Linked DNA regions of Homo sapiens: region 2 is linked to region 1. The links are chromatin loops, found by intact Hi-C in ENCODE. Cell type or tissue: IMR-90. All regions are shown on one strand. Each heading gives the region's core, and the rest is flanking DNA. Links, peaks and the distances in the headings are about the cores only.

Evidence for each region. A loop is a pair of places that touch in the nucleus more often than their neighbours do. Peaks named below come from ENCODE experiments on the same cell type or tissue, not always from the same donor. Only the 100,000 strongest peaks of a DNase experiment are listed, where the experiment ranks them.
Region 2: it touches region 1 in a loop (4-fold over the local background); 2 of 110 quality-filtered maps call a loop at or near these places.

The regions. Positions count from the first base shown.
Region 1 is chr1:220,807,155-220,812,646 of GRCh38, forward strand. The region is part of intron 6 of MTARC1 (mitochondrial amidoxime reducing component 1); the gene reads left to right. Among named protein-coding and RNA genes, the nearest start is that of LINC01352, 19 kb to the right of the region's middle. In IMR-90, for the core only: a CTCF peak has its summit at 3,156; a DNase peak (open chromatin) is centred at 3,187; H3K27me3 peaks cover 246 bases.
Region 2 is chr1:221,721,073-221,726,564 of GRCh38, forward strand. The region is part of intron 2 of DUSP10 (dual specificity phosphatase 10); the gene reads right to left. Among named protein-coding and RNA genes, the nearest start is that of DUSP10, 18 kb to the right of the region's middle. RefSeq lists an enhancer at 5,452-5,492. In IMR-90, for the core only: no CTCF peak of the experiment used is centred there; DNase peaks (open chromatin) are centred at 2,469, 4,039 and 4,849; H3K27ac peaks cover 2,185 bases.

The DNA.
Region 1 (5,492 bases), core at 344-5,343:
TAATGGTTTTTACTCTAGGTAATAATATTCAAGCTGAACTGTTCAGAGTTGAAATGTACTGGTGTCTGCAACTTACTTGGAAATGCAAAAAGACAATACAGTGGATTGATGGATAGATACATGTGTGATAAAGAAAACATAGTCAAGGGCAGGCACGATGGCTCATGCCTGTAATCCCAGCACTTTGGGAGGCTGAGGCTGGTGGATAACTTGAGGTCAGGAGTTCGAGACCAGCCTGGCCAACATAGTGAAACTCTGTTTCTACTAAAAATACAAAACTTAGCTGGGCATGGTGGTGGTCACTTGTATTTGCAGCTACTCGGGTGGCTGAGGTAGGAGAATCCTTTGAATCCGAGAGGTGGAGGTTGTAGTGAGCTGAGATTGTGCCACTGCACTCCAATTTGGATGACAGAGTGAGACTCTGTCTCACAAAAACAAACAAACAAACAAAAAAACAAATATATATAGTCAAGTGTTAAGCTCAGAATTCAAGCAGCGGGTAAATGGGTGTTTGCTGTAAAATTATTTCACCATTTGCCTGCTTGAGAATTTTCATAGTAAAATTTTGGGGGGAAATGTCACTATATGTGACAGAACATTGATGAGAGGACCAGGGTTATAGCTATTCTTTGAAATGCGCTCACTCACCATCAGAACAAACCAGAATTCAGTCTTCCTGTTTTCCATGGCCACAGAGGAGCTACTAGGGGCAGAAAGCAGGGTGGGCCAGCGGGAAGATCCCGGGCTGGGAGTCAGGAGACCTGGATGTGCAGCACACCGACTGCTGTGCTCCTACCCCTGCCCGCACTCAGACCCTGAGTGTTCTTCCCTATAAAATAAAGGAGGCAGGACAGAAATAGATGATTCTGTGTAAATCAGCCAAGTGGTTTGGGGAATTGGCTGTCATCCTTTTTTGTCCATCTTGTTCTTTCTCTTCCCCCTGTGTGTTGCTCGGTGTGGGGCATCCTTCCCTCTGGATTTAGAAGGTTTATGCTCTTGCAGAAACAGCCTCCGCAAAGCACTTCACGTGTTTGGGCTTGTTCTCTGCATCTTCAGTGCCCCCCTTCCTCCATTGGGAGCCTGTGTTTATAGAAGGAGGATAATTGACCCTAAACACAGAGTGAGGGTGGGAAGGCGGGGGGCGCAAGGAGCCAGCACACCCCCCTGATCTTCCGCAGGCTTTGTGAAGCCCAACAATCTGGCCCTAATTGCTTCTAATACCCCAGGAGACAGTGCGGCCAGCCTAGGTGTCTTCTCCTATCTCTTACTGAGATTTAAATTGCCATGGATGTGTAATTTATGTTCTTCCCAAGACAGGTGGTCATAAATCGGGAAGAGAAAGGCCTGGCCACATCCCATAAATCATGGGAAGGGAAGCAAACAGTGGTGTCCACAGCCTCTCTGCTATTGGGCAGGTTGCTCAGAGCTACACCACTTTCTGCCTCTGGGCACTCATGGTGCCCATGGCTGGGGTTGCTTCTGGAATGCCAGCGCTCAGCTGGGAGACCTCTGTGCCTGACCAGCCCTGCCTCCTGATGTTAGTCACCCACAGGCAGAGCCCGCGGTGGTACAGCAGTGGGAGGAAAAGAAATACAGAGGCATAGGGAAGCCTTTGTCTGTAAAATGCTCACAGCGGGAGGCACAGTGGAGGCATGTCTGCTAACAGGAAGATATGAAAATGGAATTTTTCTTTTCTTTCTTAAGGGAAAGTGACGTACACACTGATCCCCATGGTTGAAGGAATGGCTGGAGTCTGCCGTTGTTGCTTCCATGACATTTTGCCCCTAATGGAAAGAATATAGCACAGTTACTGCATGGGTACTCAAAAAAAAAAACGTTTTGCTGGATGCACGAATACTGTGACAGTAATGACATTTGCCAGCAGCCACTTGTGTCAGGCTGTGCTCTGCTGAGCTAAACACAGAATATATAGCAGTGGTAACTCCATGGGAGGAGGCAGACTCTCCACCCTAGTCTGGCTCTGTCACCTCCTAATTGTGTGACATTGGCAAGTCGCTTAGGCTCTTCAAGTCACAGTTTCTTTATTGGTATAAACTGGACTTGTAATACCTCTTCTGGTAGACTGGAATAAGGCAAGATATAGGATTTTTATAGATGATAAAATACTGTACACAGTGACCATGTAAGCTGCGGTCATTGAGAGTCACTGTTTATAAACTTGACACCTTCTGAGAGGAGGAGAAGCCTGACCACACTTCTTCCCATACTCAGAGGCTGCTTTAAATGAAACCTAACACGAACTTGCCCAGCGGCCAGCCTCTGGAGGTTCAGTGTGGCACCTCTCCCAGGAACGTTCACGATGCCGTCTAATTCTTCAATTTAATTTAATTTAATTTAATTTATTTATTTATTGAGACAGAGTCTTACTCTGTCACCCAGGCTGGAGCACAGTGGAGCAATCTCAGCTCTCTGCAACCTCCGCCTCCTGGGTTCAAGCAATCCTCATGCCTCAGTCTCCCAAGTAGCTGGGATTACAGGCATGCGCCTCTACGCCTGGCTAATTTTTGTATTTTTAGTAGAGACAGGGTTTCACCATGTTGACCAGTCTGGTCTCAAAGTCCTGACCTCAGGTGACGTGTCTGCCTTGGCTTCCCAAAGTATTGGGATTAACAATGCTGTTTAATTCTTAACCTGGCCATAGAGATAGGCAGTCATGAGGCCTCAGGAATGGCTTCTGCCGCTGGTGACTTATGGTCCCATGAACGCCAGTGGTGGGATCGGGCAGTGACCAGATACTCTGCCTGGAGTCATGGCCTGGACGTTGACCAGTGAATGCGTAAACCAGGCAGGGTAAACAAGGATCAGCCCTCTGTGGTGCACAGCACTTTAACGGTAACAAACTGTTTCCATTTACATTGCACCTTGTAAATAATAGAGACCTCGGTTTTAAGCTAAATAAAGTGTCTTGGGCTTCCTGCTCATTAGAATAGTTATGTTTCATGTTCATTTAAGGAGAAAGTGCACTAAGGAAGATTTTAAATGAGTTTTAATTTATTAATACCAACAGGAATACATATATGAAAAGTCACATATTTAAAAAATCGTAGAAGACCCATGTATGAAAGAATACTGTTTCAGAGTGTTGAACTTAGTGTGCGCACGAATTCATAGACTGCTTGCAATACCTCTTAGTGCCACAAGGCGCCGCTAGTGACCTCGTTGAGTCTTCCCACAGCCTGGAGGCGGGCTTCCGCAGCAGTAGCAAGAGGAGGTGGTGCAGGAGGCGGTGAGAGCCCGCAGCAAAACCAGGCAGCTGTAGGAAAGCCCTGGCAGGCCGGCCCACCGAGAACCCCTTTTCCACTCCCATAGCTCTTCCCGCTTCTACTCCTAGACAGCGGAGTGGACCGCCACCTGTGAGCCGGTGACCACACCTGCACTTTCACAAAGCAGCTCCCTCACCCCGACCTGTGCAGTTTAGGGAGGCTGTGCCGAGAGGGGCAGCCGCTCTTTACGGTCCTCTGCTCCTCATTACCTGGTGGGGGAGTGAGTGTGTCTGTGCTTGGTTGGCAGGAAGGGATAGGTGAAAAATGTAAGTGGCTAGAAATTGGTGTAGGTGACTAAATTGTGAGACCCCTCGGTTCTTCTCAGGCCTGTGGGTGTACTCAGGAGGATGTCGACGACCAGGGTTACATCCTGGGTGGGAAGAGTCCACTAGACTCTGAAGTCAGCCAGGCCTGGGCTCTGGCCCCAGCTGGATCCTTTAGATCTGTGATCTCAGGCAAGTCTGTTACTCCCCCTGAGACTTAACTGTAAAATGAAGAAAAGGCAAATTCCCACATAAGCAGGTTGTAAGGATTAAAAAAGAGAACATGTGTAAAGTTCCTTATAAACTATCCATGTGTGATGCGCAGAACTCCAACTCTCAATTTCTCCCCAAGATAATGAGAGTCTGGACTCTTAGACTGCAGAGCTTGGCAGCAACGGAAACACCCATACAAGCAGCTGATGTGTCCCCTGTTCCTGAAGAGGTCACCCTCTGACAGATAGATCTCAGAATGTCATGAATGTTGCATGCTGAAAGAGGAGAGCCAGGCTAGGAGAGATGCCTGGTTTGTCAGGTCCAAGGGCATTGCAGAAACCTGATTACAGAGAGAGGAAATACTCTTGGCAAGGCAGGGAAGCCTGCATCAGCAGCTTGTTATTTTCATTCATCCATTCATTTGTTCATTCATTGTTCAACCAACATTATTTTTGAGTGGTTACAGTGTATGTGTGAGGCACTGTTCCAGGCCATGAGAATGCAACAGAGAACAAAGTGGACACAGTGCTGCCTACAGGATGTTTACAGTCTGGGGAAGGAGCTGCAGGTCTCCAGAAGGTGGTTCTAGATTTGACTCTCTGTTTTCTCCTTAACAATTTCTGATTTGAAGAACAACATTAGAACCAAGTTGTTGCAGTCACTTTTTCACTTTTTTTTAAAGCAAGGCAGAATAAAATGAATGATTTATCTAAAATGTTTTAAATATAAAAATGATGTAAAATTAGGGTTAGATTAAATAAAAAACTGAAGGTTAACTTCTTCCCAGTGGGGAAGGTGGGGGAATCTTGCCATGTGAGTCCCACACATCTGCTCATGTACCCTCTCCCTGCGTCTTCTTTAATTTTCTGCTGGACAAAAATATTCATATTTATACTGCCTCTGACAGACGGTTTTACTCATGAGCATACTAATCCAGCCAGCAAACAATGGTGGGTCACAGGTGATGTAGGAGGCCCGGCATTGGGCGTGAGCAGTACAAGGGCATTAATCACAGTTCCTGTTCTCCAGGGACTCTGCCTTGTAGAACAGACAAACTTGTGCCCTGACATTACAGGACAAGATGTGTGAGTATTGGAGGGGCAAAGAGAATTGAGGAGGGGGAATTACTCGTAGCTGGGGGAACCTGGGCTTCCTTCCTGGGAGATGTGGTGTTTGATTTGGGCCTTGAGGCAGGTACAATTCTAAAGCATGGGGACCTGGAGGAGGAGCATCCCACAGGAATCACAGAGGACTTACCGAGTCAGTACAATGCAAAGCAAGGTGAAATCCAGCAGAGAGCTGCAGAGGCACAGGTAAGGAGCAGATGGCAACAGGTCTGAAAAAGCAGGCTGGGGCCAGGTAGAGCCCTACATACCAGGCTGAATAGTTGGAATGTTATTCTTTAGGCACTGGAGAGCCACGGAAGGTTTGTGAGCCTAGGAATGATAAGACCAGAACACAATTAAAACAGTGATATAGTGCAGTGTCAACAATGAATTGAAAACAGGTAGAGAATGAGGAAAAGAGGTTGGTTAAGAAGTTATTATGATAGTCTGAGCATGCTGGAAGCAAGATCGTGACAGTCGGAATGAGGAAAAGCAAGCCAAGTCAAATGATGTTGTACAGGAAGAACCTTGGAACTCGGCAGCTGCGGACAGGCTGTGGGAAGAGAGGACAGTGGTGTAAAGGATGGGCTCCCAGCCCAAGTGACGGCTAGGATGGTGGTTCAGGT
Region 2 (5,492 bases), core at 112-5,111, 910 kb after region 1:
ATGGAGCTAATAATAGTCCTAACAGGCAACAATAGTTATTGCAAGAATTAAATCAGCTACTACATTGTAGTTATTAATAGAAATTCTAAGTATTCACTGTTTAGCATCTGAATTGTATATAGTAAGTGCTCATTAAATATTTTTAGATTCATTGAACACTGGAATGAGATGAGATAGGACCAGTTTATTGTAAAGCATCTATTATATGCTGTTCAGCATTATGCTATGGATTTGCGAGATTTGATTGAAAAAAATAGTCCCCAAAGAGAAATCTAATGAGGGAAAGGAGGAAGGAACTTTAGGGAAATTCAGTGACAGGACTGGAAGAAGAAACATTTTCAGAACACACTGAAGATTGAGCTGAACAATGCCATCCAGCTGTAACTCACACAGTCAGGTGCAGGACTCGCCAGGTGAATTCAGCACAAGGATTTAGAAATCCTGGCATTCCAAGGCTGGGAAGGAGGGCTGAGTACACTTATGAGGAAGAGGCAATTTACAGGGGTGCTGGGCCTCCCTTAAATGTGACAAATGGGCACCTTCCAGGGAGGGCTGAAATCCAAGGCAAATCACACTTGGTGGCCTCTTACCCCTTTCTCCTCTCTCCTCGCCCCTACTTCTTGGACATTCTATATGAGTGATGAATGGTAGAGATGCATGGAAGGTAGTCATGAAAGGGAAAAGAAGGCTCAGGAGGGAAACTCACCCTGAGGGATGTCACTGAGCAGCAGGAGGGGCCCTCAATTCAGTTTAATATACATTTATTAAGCACTAAATATGAAATGGGGGCACAGTGCTCAGTATAGGGTATACACAAGCTAAGATCTAGGTGGGCCCTCTCAAGAGCTTGCTGACCCTCTCACTTAGATGTGGTAAGCAGTAACAGATGATTCTGACAGTATCTTCACCAACCCCGGGTGGCCCTGTTTCTTCTATCTCCTTTTGAAGGGATACAACACTGGATCTGAAATCAGTAATTTGGAGTTCCTCTTATCCCTCTTAATAACTGTGCACCTTTGGGCAAGTTACTTGAACTTAAGACCATGTGAAACCACACGATCATATCATAAGAGCTATTTCTTCAAACACAGGAGTTCTCTCTTTTCTAAAAATAAGGGCTGTTACAGCCCTAGATCTCTCAAAGAGCAATAGCACGCTATAACGCTCTTGAAAGGTAGAAAAAGGGCCTTGAAGCCTCTGGTATTCTGGAAGGTGAGATGCTCAGGGACTGTGTGAGAAGTGAATGCCTCATGTTCTGTACCTCTTCAGTTGGTTCTGATGAATTTGCTCTCCCCCTCTCAGAAACTGGGACTGAGACTTCCACAGTCAATGAGTGGCAGAGAACACTGCCTCATAGTTATCTGGTGTGAACTGTCCCTAGTCTTAAAGCTGAACACCTCTGAAGAGCAGGCCTGGTGTGGTGGCAGATGAAAAGTGCCCAGGGCTGGCCCATGTTAGGAAAAAACAAGTCATATTGATTTCTTTTTGAAAGAGGCTTCTTTTATACATTCCAAAATCTTGTTTTATTCCTAGTTTTCACTGGTGACGGAAACTTTCTCCCAATAACTGCAGAGTTTATGTTGGACTTTTCTTAGAAATCTGCATTCTAAGGTGGCCCCAAGAGATACTCATAGGAGTCAACTTTCTAGGAGCTGGTGACCTAAGAGGGCCTTGCAGAACATGGGCCAGGCCTGAGCAGGAAACAGAAGAGTAGTGGATACCAGGACCACAGACAAGAGGCAGTGTCTATTTTAAGCAGGGATGAAGAAACTAAACCAAAATAAATAAAACACATGGATCTTGGCTTAAAAATCCAAACAAAAGCCCCAAAAGAAAAAGCAACAATTGAGCTAAATACCTTGTTTATGAAATGTAATAGGACATACCACAAAAGCGTAATTCCAGACAAGGCAAATGATTAAAAAACACAACAAAAAATCGAAATACTCCTTACCCATAGTATCACCCTGTGTCAGCTTCCCATGAACATCTCAATCCCAAAACCAATACTTAAGAATCCCTGGTGTCAAAGAGGGGCCAACACATATGTTTGTCACCACCGCTAACATGATGCCAACTGGGAGATGAAATAGGCCCCAGAGATTACAGCCTGAAGGGTTTTGAGTATGAAGGTCTCAGAGGCCTGCCTGCCTCCCAACTGATCCTAGTGGTCAAAAGCAGTTGCTCAAAGATTGAGTCATTTTCCAAGTCTAGAATGCAAATGGCCATTGTCACCAAGGAAATGGTGTTACAGAGATAAGCAAGTTAAGCTGCAGCACTTAGCTCTCTCAGCTGCTGTTCTCCTAATACATACATCCAAATAAAAGGCAGTCTATTCTTGCAATACTGCAATATAATTCTGAAACTGACTAAGCAGAGTCAGTGCAGACTCCCCAAGTTAAGGCCACAGTCTCAAATAAGAATGCCTTCACTTCCAGATGCTAGCCACAGGTTCAGGGGTTCCCAGGCCACCCACACTTCTAGCCAACTGGTTATAAATTCTGTGGCTTCTACAATGCTTCAGGCTTGATAATTCACTAGAATGACTCACAGAACACAAGCCCTATCTTTATGATGATAGTTTTTATTATAAAAGCTACAAATCAGGAAGAGCCAGATAAAGACACATACAGGGCAATATCTGGGAGGGTCCTGCATATGGAGCTTCTAGGCCCTCTCCTTGTGCAATCAGGACACATTGCCCTGCTGACACAGCAATGTGTTCACTAGGAAGTTTAACTGAGCTTTGGTGTCCAGAGTTTTTATTGGGTTCCATTACTTAGGCATAATTAAATTATTGGCCTTGTGATTGAACTCAATCTTCAGTCCCACTCTCTTCTGCTGAAGAAGATGAACTAATACAAAGCCCTGACCTTCTAATCATGTGGATGTCTTTCTGATGATAAACTCTTATCCTGAGTCATCGCATTAACATAAACACAGGTGTGATCCAAGGGGCTCATCATGCATAACAAAGACACTCCTAACACTCGGGGAGTTCCAAGGGTTTAGAAATTATTTCCCAGGAACTGAGGACAACGGCCAGACAAATTCTCTATTATACAACAGTTTCTTAGTGATGAAGGGTGTGGGCTCTGGAGTCAGGCAGGTCTGAATTTGGCATTGTGCTGTGAGACCTTGGGCAACTTACCTAACCTCTCTCAGCCTCAATTGCCTCATCTAAAAAGTGGGGATAATAATACTGTTATTACCACATTGAGATCGGCAACATTTGATAGACATGGAATTCAGGCTACTATAATAACAAGCATTTTTTTTTTCTAGTAGCTGCATTCAAGAAAGTAAAAACAAACAGGTAAAATATTGCTAATATATTTTTCTTAACATGTGCAAATATCATTTCAAGAGTCAATATTAAAACAATTACTAATGAAATATTTTACATTATTTTCTATATAAAGTCTTGAAATCTGGTATATATTTTACACCTACAGCACATCTCTGTTTGGACTGGCCCCATTTCAAGTGCTCAATGGCCACGTTTGGCTTGCAGCAAGGCTACTATATTGGACGCTGCAGATAGATTTAATACTATTGCTATCCCCATTAAATGAGTTAATGCTCAGTGTCATAATTGTTCCCATTCTACAAATGTTAACTAAAATATGTGTTTGTTTGCATGTGAATGTGTGTGCATGCACATGGAGGGGTAGTGACCAATGACTAAAATCTACGGTGCTATAAGCCACACTACACCAGGAAGTCATTCGGCTCCCATGGAACATCAAATAGCCACTCTATTTTCAGGAAAAGAAACACTTCAACTTGGAGAAGAGAGGCTCTCTGATCGATTAACTACAGCATGCTCTTTTATTTCAGCACTCCAACATCTCCCAGTGCACGTTTTAATATGAGCCAAATCAAGTAGCCACGACAATAGCTTTGAATGAGAAAAGACACCCCAAAAGCAGTGCGCAGATACATGGGGATGCCTGAAGGAGCTCAGAATGGCTTAAGGAGTAGGGGGAAGAAAAACTGCAGAGAGGAGCTTTGACTCACTGAGTCATTGAGCAACTGTTCTGTGCCCTCTCAGGCTACTTCCCACAGCCACCGCCCAGCCAACAGCTAGCTGCACCCAGCCAATCACTCACTCCACTCCCTGGAAAAAGCTCCACATTGGGAAGCCAGAAGAATGTCACTAGCAAGAGATTGATTTCAAGGTAATTATTTAGGCAACTTTGTAGCATCTCATTCTCAGGCCTAAAAGTGTTCTCAAAGTTTGTTTTAATAAATGCATGTATTAATATGAAGTCTCTGTGTCTTTTAATAATGATATACCACATTCAGCTCCTCCCAATCTTTGTAAGAGAGGGCTTCCTGGACTCCATAACCACAGCATTCCTCCAGCTCTTTCTATTCACTGGAGCAGAAATGGGGCTTTCTAGCCATCCTCAAGGTAGGAATTAAGAGATTCACCTAGTAAGTGTACATGAATAGATTTTTACATAATATGCAAAATTAATTATAATATACTCAACCAATTCACATATTTTATCAAGGAAGACAAGCTAATTATCTGTCAAAGAATTATCTCCTATTTAAAGGGCACTTTACCTCAATTTGGCAAAATGAACTAATGGGAATTATCTTTCCATTCTGATGTGTTTTTGCTGCCTGTGTTTGCTTAAGCCCCTAGAAGACTTCAGCACTGCACTAAAACCTCAGGATTTAGAAAAGTTGAGAGGAAGGGAGACACAAACACATCTACTCAGCATCTCACTAAATCTACCTCTTGCTGCTTTTATTGTCCCTTTCAGAGTGTTTTATCTACAGTGTAAAACTGGGAGTGACTCATATTTATGAAATAAGGAGCCGTTGTTAGCCTTGCCAGATCATTCACTTCCACAATAGCTTCTGATTTTTAATAGCGCTGAGTGGTGCTTCCTCATGTCCTCACTCTATCCACCAAAGAGGTCCAAGATCTGCAATATGTGCCTTACAGGACATGTGGTAAACACACACATTCAGGATCAGTATCAAGACCTGTGGTCAAGGATAAAGATGTCCCTAAAAACTCACAACTTTGATAGGTATTTGGATCTTACACTCAGGAAAGAAAAGCAGAAGTTAAAAAGTGAAAGAGAATTGGGGGGAAAAATAAACTCAAACTGGCAACTAGCACCCAAAATGGCAGCTAGTACCCATTTCTCTAAATGGGGAGTGCAGTTGGGTGGGAAGGTGGAGAAAATTCCAAACAAGGGTTTCCTTCAAGAGGTTTCTCTTGTCATACCAAAACCTTGGAAACAATCTTAATTTATATTAATAGGCAAGTAAGTAAAATGTGGTAATAAGACAGGTTACAGCATTAAAGAAGAAAATCTATGATCACAACACAGGAAGCAAAAGTACATGCAATATAAAGTGAAAATGAATTTCAGTTACTATGTGAGAAACCCTGAAAAACATGCACATATATGGGTAGAGAACAAAAAGAAATGTAAAAATGAAACTAGGCCAGTCAGGGCGGGATT